Linked DNA regions of Homo sapiens: all the other regions are linked to region 1. The links are chromatin contacts, found by Hi-C or POLR2A ChIA-PET in ENCODE. All regions are on one chromosome and are shown on one strand. The core of a region is the stretch at or near the end of the contact, and the rest is flanking DNA. Distances in the headings are between cores, read along the strand shown. Region 1 overlaps LRRC8D (leucine rich repeat containing 8 VRAC subunit D). Region 2 overlaps LRRC8C (leucine rich repeat containing 8 VRAC subunit C). Region 3 has its middle 56 kb from the start of ZNF326. Region 4 has its middle 58 kb from the start of LRRC8D.

Region 1 (3,719 bases), core at 428-2,927:
TGATACTGTGCTACACAGATTCACTTTTCCTCTGTGCTACAGGGAGAGATCTTCTTTGGCAGAGTCTCACTTTCCTCCCCTCTAGTCATATGCTCACATCCCTTCCTCGGAAATAAAAATTAAGAAGATGCTACTGGCTTTAACAGGGCTCAAACATTTAATTTGAGGCCATATAATGATCCCATCAAACTGATTATTCTCAGCCATCCCACTCCCCTTAGTGTCCTCCCCAAGACTAGAGTTTCACCAGGTAGATAAACAGGCGGTAAAACAAGGCTAGGCTTTCACTGGGGGGAGAAGTCAATCTGAGTTATTCTGGAGAAAGATTGGACCTGCCAGGGAAATAAAGATGCAAAACGTCTGTAGCATAAAACCAACCCTAGTGTTTTATTCTCCTATGAACATTTGAGATGGAACACGATGTGGAAGTGAAAGTATAATCTACCTGGTGAATTTGAGAAAAGTCACTCTCAATTTTACTTTGATGACAAATGGAATTAATAAAGATGCCTGGCTCATATGTTAAAGTACCTTCTGTCTCAGCGAGGAGGCCTGGCTCAGAAACCACAGTGGAGTTAACAAGCCAGACACCAGACTAAACATCTCAGAACTCGCTGCTGTGCCTCATTCCTGGTCCCTACCTTTCCGGTGTGTGCCTGCATCATTAATTCCCTCTGTTTGGCATGGCCTGGCTTTCCCAAAACAGAAACCAAGGAACCGGGGTCCTCTGTTTCAGCAGCTGAAGAGCTGATTTCTGAGCATGGACACTAAGATTCTTTTCTCCTGTCCACCTTACACTTCACCCACAACTCATCTTCTTCCTCTTCCCTACGTCCCAACCCCTTACCCTCCCACCACCCTGCCTCCCAGGACATTTATGTGTATGACCCCAGACCAGTAAGGGAGGAACAAAGAGCTGCTGCTTCAGGCAGCAGCAGCTGGAGGAGAGGGTGGAGAGGGCAGCTGGGGACTCCAGGAAGACTCCCCGAGCACTGGCAGCTCCAGCGCAGCCCGGGGCAGTCCAGCCTGGAAAGCGCCCTAGTGGAGTCCTCGCAGGCGGCTCCGCAGCGCACGCCCAGGGCCTTCCGCCGGCCCGAACCCAGGGCGGCAGCAGCCAGAGTTTGGCAGAGACCCCGGGTGAGAAGCCAGTGGTGGGGGGCGGGCAAGTGAAGCTGCAGCACAGAGCTGGAGATGCAGATCCGACACTAGCAGTGCTCCGTGCCGCAGACTTCCCGACCCGCTCCCTGGACCCAGACCCGACCCCGCGCACCTGGACCAAGCGGCCACCCTGTTCTCTCAGGGCGCTCTCTGGGGACGCGGCTTGGGCGAGCTCCGGAGGCTGGAACCACGGCGACAGGAGACTTCACTCCTCCATCCTGAGACCCGGCAGCACGTTATAGACAGCCGTGCACTTCCTGTTTGAAAACACAGGGGAGAGAAAGAGCTAGAGAGATCCAAGTGTCGGCAGCGGGGAGGAAGGAGTGCAGGGCGGCGGGGAGGCAAGACCAGGGGGTCACCGCTTGCATAACTGCCATGGTGGGCACCCAGCGCTCCCCTGGCCGTGGCGACCCCGCCGCACCGGCTGCCCGCGTGGTGCCGAGGTGGCGCGGCCTCGGCCCGGGCCCCCCCTGCTGGTGGCCTCGCTGCCAGCCACCCGCCCGCCCGCTCGCTCACAGCCCTTCCGTTTGCAGCTGCTGCTCGGGTTCTCCCCTCCCCACAAGTACCTAGATCAATGGACTCCACGCTTCCTCCGCCGGTGCCCAGTGTGATCGGCCTTCTTTTTCTTCCTTTCTTCACCCTCCCAACCCCCACCCCTACCCCCCAGAAAATAATTACCTCGGGGAAGGTGTAAAGACAAGACTGAGCCTTTGCAGGGGAGTAGGGGCTGGATTTATGCAAATTTTTAAAGTTCATAGCCACATCCCAGTATATCCACTACAGCTCAGCAGCTGTGAGAGATTCAAGATGGGAAATTACTTGTCTTGTGCCTCGCTGGCTCAAAAGAGAAAGCGTGCACACAGCTGCCAACACAGAGCAGCCAGGAACTGCAAAACAGTAACAACAACAAAACTACATAGTATCCTCGGTTCCTCCTAGGGTCTCTACTCAGATCAACCTGTCAACCTCATCCTCACAGTCTACCAACATTTATATATACCAATTCCACATGGAGCATAATCGCATGGTGCATTCTTCCAGAAAATGATTCCGTAGTTCTCTGTGCTATGTAATCACAGAGAAGTTCCATAGTCCTGGGATTACATTCATTCATTTTGTTGAACTCTGACTTAAGTGGACTTCAGTACAGTGTTAAAAAGAGTACACAGATGGCTTAAGAATCTGCTGTATGTAGAGTGTGCTGGCTATGGGGATTCGCATTTGTAACCTGCCTGCCCTTACATGCACAGTCTACCAGGTTAAAAAGCGCTTACAGGACTGTCTCTTGACAAACGGCTCCTTTTATTATCAAGCTGTTGGCATTCATGGTTCCATACTCAAAATGGAGAATGTAATACAAACAATAATCATTCTACATATGAAGCTCAGTTTTGACTGAAGCAGAAAGGAACGGATAGATATTAAGCTCCTACTCAGTGCTAGACAACATCTCATTTTAAATCCCTCTTGGCCTTAATATTTTCCAACAGATCTGCAAAAGTCATATTCCCAAGTGAGGAAACAGGGTCAGAGAAATTAAAAAACTGTTCCCATGGCTCTGGCAGAAAGTGGTCAAATGGAGAACTGAATACAGGTCTTTCCTGATTATAAAATCTGTACCATTTCCCCTACACTGCGAATTCCTACAATGATCACAAATTCTTTTTTTTTTTTTTTTTTCTGAGACAGAGTCTCGCTCTGTCGCCCAGGCTGGAGTGCAGTGGCGTGATCTCGGCTCACTGCAACCTCCGCCTCTCGGGTTCAAACGATTCTCCTGCCTCAGCCTCCCGAGAAGCTTAAACTACAGGCACACGCCACCATGCCCAGCTAATTTTTTTGTATTTTTAGTACAGATGAGGTTTCACAATGTTGGCCAGGATGATCTCGATCTCCTGACCTCATGATCCACCCGCCTCAGCCTCCCAAAGTGCTGGGATTACAGGCGTAAACCACCACTCCTGGCCAATGATCATGAATTCTAGGGAGAAAGTCCAGCACAGCAACCATCCTGTGATCCATCCCTTCATCTCTGAATGATCCTGCTACTTACCAGCTATTGCTGTTGTGGTAGGCAGTTTCTTTAACCACCTGAATAATACACACCTTAATTTCTCGGGCAGAGGATACTGGCTTTTTCCATTACCTACTGCTGGCTGTCAGCCTTTCCAGAATTACTTGGTGGCAAAAGTTCAAAAGGTTCTAGAATGGCTACTCATATGCCAAGGTACAAAGTCTGTCCAGTTCAGAACCTAACAAGCTGACTAAAATTCGATTCCTGCATTATTTTTTCTCTAACTGGGGCTCTTTAAGAAAGTGGCAAATGATGTTCACAAAAACACACATGGCTTCAAGTTGACATTCTCTCATTTTCTGTTTCCTTCTGCTATAACACTTAGTTCACAATCACCTGTCAGTAGCATGCTGCTATGAGGCTCCTGACGCAACCAAATGAAAAGGTGATTAAGAGTCTTGTGCACTCACAAAAAAAAGGGGGGGGGTGGTCTTGACAATACTGAGGCCTCCAGACGATGAACTACACCTCACCCACCCTTTTCTCCTCA
Region 2 (3,719 bases), core at 434-2,933, 120 kb after region 1:
TTAGAATTTTGTTAAGAGTGGCAACTTTGACAACCTAGTTTTCACAAAGAAATTTAAATTACTAAGATATAATTTATCCATACAGCTCAATAGACATGAATAGAACTCATTTCATAAGCTTGTGGACATTTATTGCTCAAATGCATAGGGAGTACATCTTTACATTTTTGCATTGGTTTTCATTATTCTTGGACTAAATCATCCTAAGAAAGATTTTTAAGCTGTCTGAATATTAGAGTATGATTTTAACAAAACTGTCACACATAGTCTATGTTAAATTACAATGAAATCCCAAGAACCTTCCCAATTCAAAGTGAAGAAATGCTATATATTTTTTTTGCCATATCAGCATCACTTCTGGGGAGTTGATTTTTTTTTTTTTAATTAGAAGAACTGTGGAGGAGATAAAAAATGTAAAACTTAGAGGTTGCCTCTTTTGTGTCACTTTTCCTGAGATGTCTTTTACCTGAGGCTAATAAGGATTGAACCAAGCAGTATTTTTTTAATGGCAAAAGTCCAGATGTAACTCGAGTTGAAATAAAATTAATTCTGTAAAGGATTAAAAAATAAGGAGAAAGCCCATTTTCTACTTCTCAAACTTTATAACAGAAAAATCCCTGGATTAAAATAATTGGAATGGCCAATTTGGTTTAGATGTTTGATATCATTGCCTACCCTGTATCTTTTATGCAAAATATTCAAACTCTGGGAATATTCTATCACTTATGATATGCCTGATCATATAACTATTTTAATAATTTGTCCCTAAATATGTTCAAATATGTTTAAATGTGAAACCTACAGTATAGTCTGCATTCAAACATCTATGCTCACACAAAATTATGTAGCTAATGAACAGCTTTCACTTTTTTCCTACTTGCAAATTTAGGATGACATTCAAACTTACATTCAGAAATATGTGGGCCTTGTGCTCTGACCGTGTAAATACTCCACTGAGTCTCAAATGAACTTTAATAACTTCCTTTTTATGCATTTACTTCTTCACCCAAACGAAAAGCTTATGTTGCTAGCCAATAATAACCAATTTAAAATTTTTCAGAGTTTATCTCAATACTCTGTGTAAGTGAAAGGACTAGAAGATGGGACAGTGGAGAATGGCAGTGGGCAGTTTTTTCTGTACGTGCAGATTGCACTGAAATCGCCAGATGTCTCTAATCTATTGCATTCCCTAGCTCCTTTCCAGAATTTCTCCAGAGCTCTCACATGATCTCTTCTAATTTGTGCTACTCACACTTACACAGCCTCTCCCATCACACTCACCACCCTTCCTTATCTCAACAATCCTTCTCCAGAGGGCTGATGATCAGTAAAATAAACACTATTATTAATAAAAATGTGTAAAGGGACTATTTAACTTTGAAAATTACCCATCATTTCTTATGCGTAAGTGGTCATAAAGTTTCCTTGTAGAGGGCTTCCCTAAGCCTGGAGTGAATGTGGTTAATTAGAGGAGGCCTCCTAGCTGTGCAGGATCATGCTGATTCCTTTAAGTAACCACAGTCATTACTATAAGACTATTTACTGAAAGCTGAGCTGGACAGCCATTGTACAATCTCATCTGGCAAACGTACAGAAATTGCACTCCAGATTACATATGAAGGCACTAATTACCCAAATGAAACTCCAGGGGCACCTTAGGTAGATACAGTAGAGTGAATTAAGGAAGGAAATAATTAGTCACAATTACAGAAACTAGCTCAACACAAAGTGAAAGAATGCATGCAGCTTATTTCCTGCAGAGAAAAGGGAGCTTTAGTAATAGTTTAAGAAATGCAAACGATAAACATGATTTCTAAAAATGAGTAAGAGAGGGACAAATATCTATTTTAAGTTATAAAAATGACTTTATTTTTCTGTTTCTATGTACTACATATCCAAATAACATTAAGACATTTTATCATGAATTTGCACTATGACAAATCAACTTTCAAGCATTTTCTTGACAGTTTTAGAGGTTTTGCCAGCTTTTGACATACATACAGACAGAGTAAACAAGGGGAAAAAAGAAAACTTAGTGAGCACGTAAGTCATGGAGTTTGAGCTCCAATAAAAATATTCATTAAAGAGGAAGAATAAGGTGGGGGGTGGAGAGAGGTATTCTGAAGAAAGAAACAAATTTACCTCACATTAAAAACCATGCATAGGAACTGTTATCAAACACAGCCAAGAAATTAAGTTTTCCAAATTTATATACCCCCCTTTCAAGGTATTCTGATAAAAAAATTCCTTTGGGCAGGGGGAGATCCTCCTCCACCTTTCAAAAATGAACTTAAGGATGCTACCTTTATCGGTGAGTGACTTTGGGAAGATGGAATGAGTGGATGCTTAGTTTGGATGGCTGGCAGGAAACTTTCAGGAGCATGTCACTGAGGCCTAAATCTTATAAAATCATGGCAGGTCTGGTGAAGACTGTCCAAGGTTTCTTGCAATGTTTCTAAGTAGAAAGAAAAGATGAGAAAATTTTCTTGATCTTTTAAGCAGTCTGCTAAGAACCAAGCTGTTTAACTAATTTGTTTTGCTAACTTGAGGTTAGTATGGAATGCTATCCTGAGTTACTAAGAGCTTAATAAAATTTGACTGTTTGAATCACATTATCACATTCAGAATTCATAGGATAATGTTAATTGAATCTTAATTTAGTCTCTAAAAACAAAGTGGAATTATATTCAAATTGACTTTATCTGTTCACTACTAAGTATGCTGACACTTTTCATAATGATGGATTAGGAATCTTTGCTGCTTAAATATATCATTTCTATTGATCAGGTATTTGGTATGAAATTAGATTAGAGGTAAAAGAAACTACTTAAAGAATGAACTTTTCTTATAATAGAAAATAAATAACAGCACAACCCTTCTTGGGGGAAGTGTTAATAAGAGATATAAAGATTTTGTTTTTTCTTTTTTAATATCAGAAATCCTGAAATAGCATACTGTAAGAATTTGGACTTCACTTAACCCAAGTAAATACAAGGAAGATTTTTGTCTAAGACCCTCTCCACAAAGACAACTTGAGAGCCAGGTAAATGGCTACATCTGAACAAAATATTCATAGCAGGTATGTTTTCCAGGTCTTTCTGAAAAAGCAGTACCTACTGCATACGATGCAATGTAAATTGTTGAAACTCCTTGAAACAGATGGGAAATACAATGGCAGGGGAAGGGGTGGGTGAAGAATAACTTACACTTGAAATAAGAGATTTCACTGTATCAAGAATCTTTATATTAAAAGAGCTGCATTAAAAACAAAAGCAAATCAAACCCAACACATAATGAGAAAATGCAATAATTTCTGAGGTGTGGTCTTCTTTGGTGAGTTCCACTGGGATATATTTATATGCTCTCTTTCAACCAGGCCATCACCAAACAATTGTTTGTTCTGTACTTAACAATTAAAACTGACAAAAAGACTTTTTCATCATGAGCTTCAAGCAGCCATAGGAGTTAAGAACACATATGGTGCTTTTATATTTACACAAGCAATCTCTCATGAGTCCTATAGAGATTGGGGAAATAGAGCTATAATAGTTATTCCTTTTTAGAAAGAGCACTTGTAAAATACGGAAAGTGGTTAGATAAATATCCCTCTATACAGAATTGATCAGTTAAAGAACTTTAGAAAAGTCAGCAGTTCATTACCTGAGTTTCCCAGTTAAGGGCTAACTAGTAATTAAATGTTTTTTTTACTTAAGAAAGTG
Region 3 (3,719 bases), core at 602-3,101, 96 kb before region 1:
ATGGTGACATGAAAAGCATGGCTGCTAGCAAGAGCAAATGGGGATGTGGAAGTTGGTCTAAGCCACAAGCACCAACAAAATCCCCAATTCCTGCCTCTCCCACTAGAACCCAGCAGAAGGCTGATGGGAGAGGCATAACCCAGTGGGGGAAGAAACACCATTTCTGATGACTGATTTGTTTTTCGTAGGTGTGTTATTTAGGACAATGCTTCTCAGACTTTAATTTGCCTATACATCACCTGGACACCAACCTGTTAAAACATAGATTTTGATTCAATCAATCAGTCTGGAAAGGAATCTGACATTCTGCATTTCTAACAAGCCCCCAGTGCTGCTATGGCTGTCCAGCCACGGGTTTGAGTAGCAAGGTCTTCAGGATTTGTTCCATCTATCAGAGCCCCCAAATTGTGGCTTAAACAGGACAGAGATTTATTTCTCCTTTATATGACCCTGTTTCTTGAGGTCACCAGGGGCCCAGACTTTTACTGTGCTTCTGTGCCACATCTGATTTGTTGCCCTGATCTGCACAATCTAAATTGGGCTTATTTCTATATGTGCAATTTAAGCAGCAGGAATGGGAAAGGATATGCCCTTCCTTTAAGGTCCTAATCCAGAAATCCCACATTCCACTTACATTCCCACTCCTTTGGCTAGAATTTAACTAAATCCTAGCCCCATGGCACATCTAGCCCCAAGGAAGGCTGGAAAATAGTTTTCATTTTGTTTTTTTGAGACAAGGTCTTGCTCTGTCACCCAGGCTGGAGTGCAGTGGCCCCATCTCTGCTCACTGAAACCTCTACCTCCTGGGCTCAAGTGATCCTCCTGCCTCAGCCTCCTGAGTAGCTGGGACTACAGGCATGCACCACTGCGCCAGCTAATTTTTGTTATTTTTGGTAGAGACAGGGTTTTGCCATGTTGGCTAGGCTGGTCTCGAATTCCCGGCCTCAAGCGATCCACTCGCCTTGGCCCGTGAAGTGCTGGGATTACAGGTGTGAGCTACCATGCCTGGCCTGTTTTGTTTTCTAAAAAGAATCAGGGTCTTGCTGTGTTGCCCAAGCTGGACTGGAACACCTGGGCTCAAGTGATCTTCCTGCTTCAGTCTTCACAGTTGCTGGGACTACAGGCATGCACCACTGCCTGGCTTTTAAAAATACACATTTTATTGTGTTCCAGGTGTCCACTGAAAATTCCATTACCAAGGAAGGAGACAATGCATATTAGGGAAGGCCAACAGTCTCTGGGGATAAAAGTAACAATAGTATTATTGCGTACTTACTATCTGCCAGGCACAGTGCCTCAAATGAATCGCCTCATTCAATTGTCACACACAATAAAACCCATTTGGTAGGCATTATGACTATTCCCATTTACAGTAAAAAAACTGAGGCTTAGGTAAGTAGCTTCCGCACAGTCACACAGCTGGGGCCAAGGCAGGATGCAAATCCAGGCACTGTCACTCCAGAGCCTGGAATCTTAGGAGTGAAGGAAGGACAGCTTACAGTGGCAGTAGGTGGGGCTGGGGAAGTTTCTACCATCAGGGGTCCCACAGCAGTAGGAGGGGGTGGATGAGACTATGGGATGAAACTTTTCAGGATTAACTCTCAGCAAATAATCCCATGAATTTCCACAAGAAAGGTGATGCTTACCTGGAACAGTTTATACATTTTATGTCCAGAGACACAAGGATGAAGAATGGACATCTGCTATTGGCTTTGTGAGTGAAGGGACTTATTTCCATGATTTCAGCTGTGACTGTCACCCCAGGATAGGCTAGGCCAGGCCTGAGAGGCAGATGGTTCCTGGCCTGCTGCCCTTCTGCCCCCTTGGCTTCAGCCTTCCCTGTGCCCCAGTGGATACCGCCTTGAATACCCGGAGCCTTTAAGAGAGCCGCAGCTGGCCAGGATCAGAGGGGGCCACTTCTTCGTGTTGCAGTCACAAGTTAGAGGACTTTTGAAAACTGGTTTCCAGGGGCTTGCTCTTTTTTCCCCCCTTCTTTTTTTCATGAAAGGAGCTTTTTGTTAGTACAGCCTTTGTTTGGGGATTCAGTTGATAAAGGGACCATTTTATTGGAATGAATTACTGACGCAAGTGCTGGCAGAAATCTTAGCGAGAGGACAGCACTCTGGCTTTTATTCAACAAGGTGAATGGAAATAACTATTGGGCGTTGGCCTCAAGGGCACTTTGGAGTTTGCTGCCATCAGCAACTTATAGAGTTTTGGTTACTGGTTGAAGTAGAGACCAGGGGAGACAGAGAAAGTATTACGGATTAAGAAAGAATATGCTTTCTTTCTTTATATTAAAAAAATGTCAAACAGTCAGGACTTTGCTGGCCATGAATTATAGAATGAACTCTTCCTGCCTACTATTAAATTACTAAATCTGTACTACTAAGAATGAGGTCCCTGTGACAATTTTGGCTCATCTTTCTGAACCCTTGAAAGAGCCAATCCTGTCACGCCAACTAACTGCTAGTGAGAAAAAATTAAACAGCCACAAGGAAACCAAGTTCTTTCAGACTTTGAGAGACTCACCCAGACATGGCATATTTAAAAACAGACTTTAAATACTCTTCTTCAGATTGGTGCTCAACGGACTTCGTAGAAAGATATGAAAATATTAAGCCAAAGCTTATACATACTAACTTGTTTTTCTCCCATGTCTGGTCCATGCGATGCCAACATAAATTCACGAGGACACATAGGTTGACAGTCTATTTGGGCCCACAACTCTTTTTCTGTTGTTGAGGTGTCAAAACCCAGTATATTTAAAGTCTGTTGCATGAGTCAGCATTTCTCAGGAACTCTCTGAGTATTCCTATTTGCAAACAGTGGTATGGAATGTGACATTTAAACCAACTGACCGTGAACTTTTCAGAGTTCAAGGAAATTAGTAAGGGCTGATAGTCAACAGAAATTTGGGTAAAAGAGGTACCCCTTGATACTGTTTGAAGGCATCTAACACCAACCAGTTCTAAGTGACTGAACCCCAAGTAGTGTTTAGGAAACAGGAGCCTATGGGCAGGGCTGCCAGTGGCCAAACTTAGGGATTATCTCATAGATTGTGGTTCCTACAGAATGGCTCTTCTCTGAAAAGCAAAGTGAACTGTGGCATCCTGCCACCCCTGCCCTTCAAAAACAACATACACTTGTTTTAAGAAAGGCAGCTCATTGAGATGTAGTTTGCTACCATATTTAAGGTACATATGTAAAGGCCTTACAGATGTAGGGCCTTCTATATGCCAATTATACTTCAATAAGGTGTTTTGTTTTGTTTTGTTTAAAAAAGGGAAGACAAGTTTTCCAGTCCTAAAAGCAAAGATCCTAAGATCTGGACTCCTTATCTCACAACTAAGATGGAGTGGCATCCTTCTAAAAATACTGTGCTAATTTCAGGTGGTGGCATTACCAAGCAGGGAGAACAGTGCCCTACAAGGCTGGTGGAAGGGAAATGTTCAGGACCGTTTACAACTACAAAACTTCCCTGAAGCTCTTCTTTAAGTTCACTCCACCCCTGCCATTATTCATTTACACAGATTTTGTACACTTTTTGTTTGTTTGAGGCAAGGTCTTGCTCTGTCACCAGGTTGGAGTACAATGGCACAATCATAACTCACTGCAGCCTCATACTCCTGAGCCCAAGTGATCCTCCCACCTCAGCCTCCCAAGTAGCTGGGACTACAAGTGCATGCTAACATGCCCAGCTAATTTTTAAAATTTTT
Region 4 (3,719 bases), core at 377-2,876, 80 kb after region 1:
ACCTCCCAGGCTCAAGCAGTCCTCCTGCCTCCCAAGTAGCTAGGACTATAGGTGTGTGCCACCGTCCTCTACGAAAAATATATTTTGTATTTTTTGTAGAGATGGGGTTTTGCCGTGTTGCCCAGGCTGGTCTGGAACTCCTGGGCCCAAGCTGTCTGCTGCCTTCACCTCTCAAAGTGCTGAGATTACAGGTATGAGCCGCCATGCCTGGCTGGCTTTTTTTTTTTTTTTTTTTTTTTGAAGGTGACAACTGAACAAAGTCATGAAAAAGTAAGCGAAAGAGCTATGCAGGTATGTGAGGAAAATATTCTAGGTAGAGGGAAAAGCCAACACAAAGGCTATTAATAAATTGCTGGTGCTTTCCAGCAAAAGCAATTGGTCATTGTGGAAGAAACAGAGTGAACAAGGGAGAAAGGTATGGGAAATAACATGAAGGGGGAAAAGAGCCAGATCATGTAGGGCCTCCAGGACATGGTGAGTGCTTTGGCTTTTACACCGAGTGAAATAGGGAGCTACAATAGGGGTTTGAGCAGATGAGTGACATAATCTGATTTACACTTAAAAAAATTCTGGTGGCTAGATTAAAAATAACTGTGGGCAGGAGCAGGGAGATGAATTAGTCTATTGCAGGAGGTGACAGTAGCTTTAACCAAAGTGGTGATAGTGGACGCTCCAGGCAAATAGGGTGTCAAAAGCCGAGGTGCAGAGATGGAAAGTTCAGTTCAAGGCCGGTATCAGAACTGTGAGCAAACCAGTTGTCTTTCTAACGGGGGAAGGAAAATGACAGCTGCCATTTATTGAACATTCACTATGTGGCAAGCATTGTGCTAAATTTGATACTCCGGCGACCTCTTTTAGTCTCCATGACAACCCTGTAAAGACATTTAGAATTTAGAACCTTTCATACAGTTCCATGACTAAAACGTAGCACACCTGGCATTCCAACCCTTCATTTCATTCTACTCTAGCACTAAAGCTAGAAGGGAAGCTTGAGGCCACATTGTGGAGTGCCAAGAGGTTTGAACTTTTGCCTGGTTTGAACTTTTACCTTCTTAATCTTTTCCCCGCATCCCCACATTTGAGGACAGGACACCTCCAGGAACTGCAGCTCAGCAACAGGGGTTCAGCGTGAGCGCGGCCTGGGGAGGGTCATCGCCTTTTTGGGGAGTGTGGGGAGAAACGCGGCTCGCCTTGTCGTGGCTGGCGATACGCCTCTGCAGGAAGGGTGTGTCTCCCCGCTTGAGGATTCTCCCTATAGATAAAGAGGAGACTCAGCAGAGCCTTAATTAGAGATCACAGAGGACTGACAACGAGCGTCCGGAAGACGAATTGGCAGCGAGGTGCATGGATTCGATACAGAAGCTGGAGATAGAGTCCAGCTAACAGACCACTGCAGTTCGACGGAGCCAGAGTGAGGCAACGAGGAGAGATGTCGGGGAAGGAAAGGGGATGGGACTTGGGGACTGGAGCGGCTCGAGAGCGACGGAGAAGGGGGCGTTAGGCTCTAAGGATTCTCTTACTGTGCCTCCTCCCCGTGTCCTCGGGTGGCGGCTGCGCAGCCCTCCAGCCCTCAGAGCTGCCCTGCAGCACCTTGGCCACTAGGAGGCAGGCCCGCCTTATCTGGAGCCCCGGCCGCCGCTCACTCCAGGGAGGGCTGCGCTGCTGCTTAAATTCCAAGTCAGGCCAGCCCCTGGAACGCTTAATGGGAGCTTAGATTTAGAACAGTTGATTTTCATTGAGACGGAAATTTGGACAGTCTCCCACTTGATTGAAAACGGCTAGAAACAAGGCTTACGGTAGAGCAATGAATGCCAGAGTGCAGGCGCCGGTGCCCAGGCGGCCCGGGGAACAGGAGGGCCGGAGGAGGAAACAGCTGCCTGCAAAACACCAGCAGCGCCCTTAATTAACACCAGTGCTGGCCAGGGGGATTGTGCTTCCGGAAATTCCCAACGTCCTTTCCCTGCTTGCCCAGGGCCATTCCATTATACAGTTTCAGACCAGTCCCAGGTCTGAAATGGAAAGAGATGTTACCCTAGATGCCCGGAGACAGCGGGGCCGCAGAGACCTCGCACAGCCGAATAGCAGTGGAGCAGGTGTGTGTGTGTGCATGTGCATGTGTGCACGCTGTGAGGGTGTGGTGTGTGTAACATGCTCCCATGTGTCCGTGTGCCCGCTCTGCAGGGGGAATGTTAATGTTTGATTGTTGTTTGGCTTCAGCCCAAAAGAGAAACAAATAATGAGGTGAACGGAAATGAGCTGGAGTCTCTGCTTTCACCGCTAATTAGTCCCTGCTCGATTTTGACGAAGAAGACATACAATAGACACAAGTGAGCAACGAATGAGAAACTCAGGGACCTAGGCTGGGGAAAGGGCGTCGGGTGGGGGGTGTGTGGGCAGGGCTAGGAAGGGAATCTCAGAAGCCAGTGTGCCTGGATCAGGCCGACAGGTCATTCCCACCCTTAGATGAAAATCTGCGCATTATTCCATCTTGGCTGGCATCTCTTATGGGCTGGCCTTCATCTTACTAACGCCATTTCACTTTTTGAAGGGTTGACAGTTACCTTCTTCACCTTCCCCTGGGCAGTTCTTTGTTGTCTTTGTCAGGCTGGCCCCTGTCCATATTTCTCAGAGCCCTGGTCACAGCTCTCTTACTCACCAGCTGCTCAGACAAACCCAGCCTTGACCTGGCTCTGCACTTCAGCACGTTGCCTGCTGCTCCTTAGACTCTTCTCTTGCTACCTGTGAAAGGTCAGATGCAAAATGGTGAAGGCAGAAACAGACTGTTTGATGACAAGGTGAGGAAGAGCTGCTGCTCAATATACCTGTGTGTCTATTGATGTGCAAGTGAGCAGGAAAGATGGTGGTAGAAAGTCATGTTAGAGACCTCTGTGGCAGACCCTTCAATTATCAGCAATGCCAAGGGTCCCTGTCTGTGGGGCCCCCACAGGCACAACTCGTATGGGCTCCAGAGACACCATTTCAGCTTGAGAATGTGTCCCCCAAGTTGCTAAAGTATGTGTCCTACCCTCAGAGTACCTGGTCTCTCCAGGGCTCTCATAGCCCCTTGTGAATATATGCCTAGGAGTGCATGCTCCTTGAGCATGAATATGAGAATTATAAAAAAAATTCTTCACCCAGAGCAGGTTCTCCTCAGACTTGTATTCTCGAATGTGTGTGTGAGAGAGGGAACTTCATTTCTTTCACATCCTAATAAATACAGAGAATGGTCACTTCTTAGAAACTGTTGTTCACAGCACTTCTGGGTTGTTGCTAGTCTTTATTCCCTTTCTTTTTGCTTGCCCCTTTAGGGCACAACTGTCCCAGTACAGGTTTTCTTTCTAATGCTGCTCTTCTTTTTTGTTTGTTTGTTTGAGATGGACTCTCACTCTGTTGCCCAGGCTGGAGTGCAGTGGTGCGATCTCAGCTCACTGCAAGCTCTGCCTCCTGGGTTCAAGCAATTCTCCTGCCTCAGCTTCCCAAGCAGCTGGGATTATAGGCGCGTACCACCACACCCAGCTAATTTTTGTATTATTAGTAGAGATGGGGTTTCACGATGTTGGCCAGGCTGGTCTCGAACTCCTGATCTCAAGTGATCTACCCGCCTCAGCCTCCTAAAGTGCTGGGATTACAGGCATGAGCCACCATGCCCAGCATGCTCTTCCTTTATAATTTGGTAGATTGGGCCATGGTGGGAGTTCTCAAACTTTAATAATAATAAA

The links. Hi-C counts contacts between places; a loop is a spot of excess contacts on that map. ChIA-PET counts read pairs that join two places held with the same protein, here RNA polymerase II (POLR2A). Pooled maps may share reads with other maps.
Region 2: a loop to region 1 is called in a pooled map, with 2.9 times the contacts of the local background. The contact joins two enhancer-like sites. A Hi-C loop is called at or near these places in 10 of 50 pooled maps. POLR2A ChIA-PET finds 5 or more read pairs at or near these places in 2 of 52 experiments (A673 and activated naive CD4-positive, alpha-beta T cell).
Region 3: a map of dorsolateral prefrontal cortex shows a loop between it and region 1 (5-fold over the local background). The contact joins two enhancer-like sites. A Hi-C loop is called at or near these places in 8 of 168 maps with a recorded cell type or tissue (Caco-2, dorsolateral prefrontal cortex, gastrocnemius medialis and 2 more), 10 of 37 single-sample maps with no recorded cell type and 6 of 50 pooled maps. POLR2A ChIA-PET finds 5 or more read pairs at or near these places in 13 of 52 experiments (CD4-positive, alpha-beta T cell, CD8-positive, alpha-beta T cell, CD8-positive, alpha-beta memory T cell and 8 more).
Region 4: a loop to region 1 is called in a pooled map, with 2.5 times the contacts of the local background. The contact joins two enhancer-like sites. A Hi-C loop is called at or near these places in 6 of 50 pooled maps. POLR2A ChIA-PET finds 5 or more read pairs at or near these places in 5 of 52 experiments (CD4-positive, alpha-beta T cell, H1, OCI-LY7 and 2 more).

The regions. Positions count from the first base shown.
Region 1 is chr1:89,841,334-89,845,052 of GRCh38, reverse strand. It overlaps LRRC8D (leucine rich repeat containing 8 VRAC subunit D), which reads right to left. Exons shown (of 3, transcript NM_001134479.2): 2 at 1,271-1,415. Among named protein-coding and RNA genes, the nearest start is that of LRRC8D-DT, 21 kb to the right of the region's middle. RefSeq lists silencers at 1,446-1,665, 2,189-2,483. Within about 2 kb of position 1,677, at least 37 of the 41 ENCODE cell types and tissues checked have a DNase peak (open chromatin) inside an H3K27ac peak, as active enhancers do; they include A673 and dorsolateral prefrontal cortex, where a contact is called at or near this core.
Region 2 is chr1:89,717,660-89,721,378 of GRCh38, reverse strand. It overlaps LRRC8C (leucine rich repeat containing 8 VRAC subunit C), which reads right to left. Exons shown (of 3, transcript NM_032270.5): 3 at 1,846-3,719. Among named protein-coding and RNA genes, the nearest start is that of LRRC8C, 86 kb to the right of the region's middle. Within about 2 kb of position 1,683, at least 8 of the 41 ENCODE cell types and tissues checked have a DNase peak (open chromatin) inside an H3K27ac peak, as active enhancers do; they include A673, where a contact is called at or near this core.
Region 3 is chr1:89,937,568-89,941,286 of GRCh38, reverse strand. No RefSeq gene overlaps it. Among named protein-coding and RNA genes, the nearest start is that of ZNF326, 56 kb to the left of the region's middle. Within about 2 kb of position 1,851, at least 4 of the 41 ENCODE cell types and tissues checked have a DNase peak (open chromatin) inside an H3K27ac peak, as active enhancers do; they include dorsolateral prefrontal cortex, where a contact is called at or near this core.
Region 4 is chr1:89,761,023-89,764,741 of GRCh38, reverse strand. No RefSeq gene overlaps it. Among named protein-coding and RNA genes, the nearest start is that of LRRC8D, 58 kb to the left of the region's middle. RefSeq lists an enhancer at 1,508-2,008. Within about 2 kb of position 1,626, at least 19 of the 41 ENCODE cell types and tissues checked have a DNase peak (open chromatin) inside an H3K27ac peak, as active enhancers do.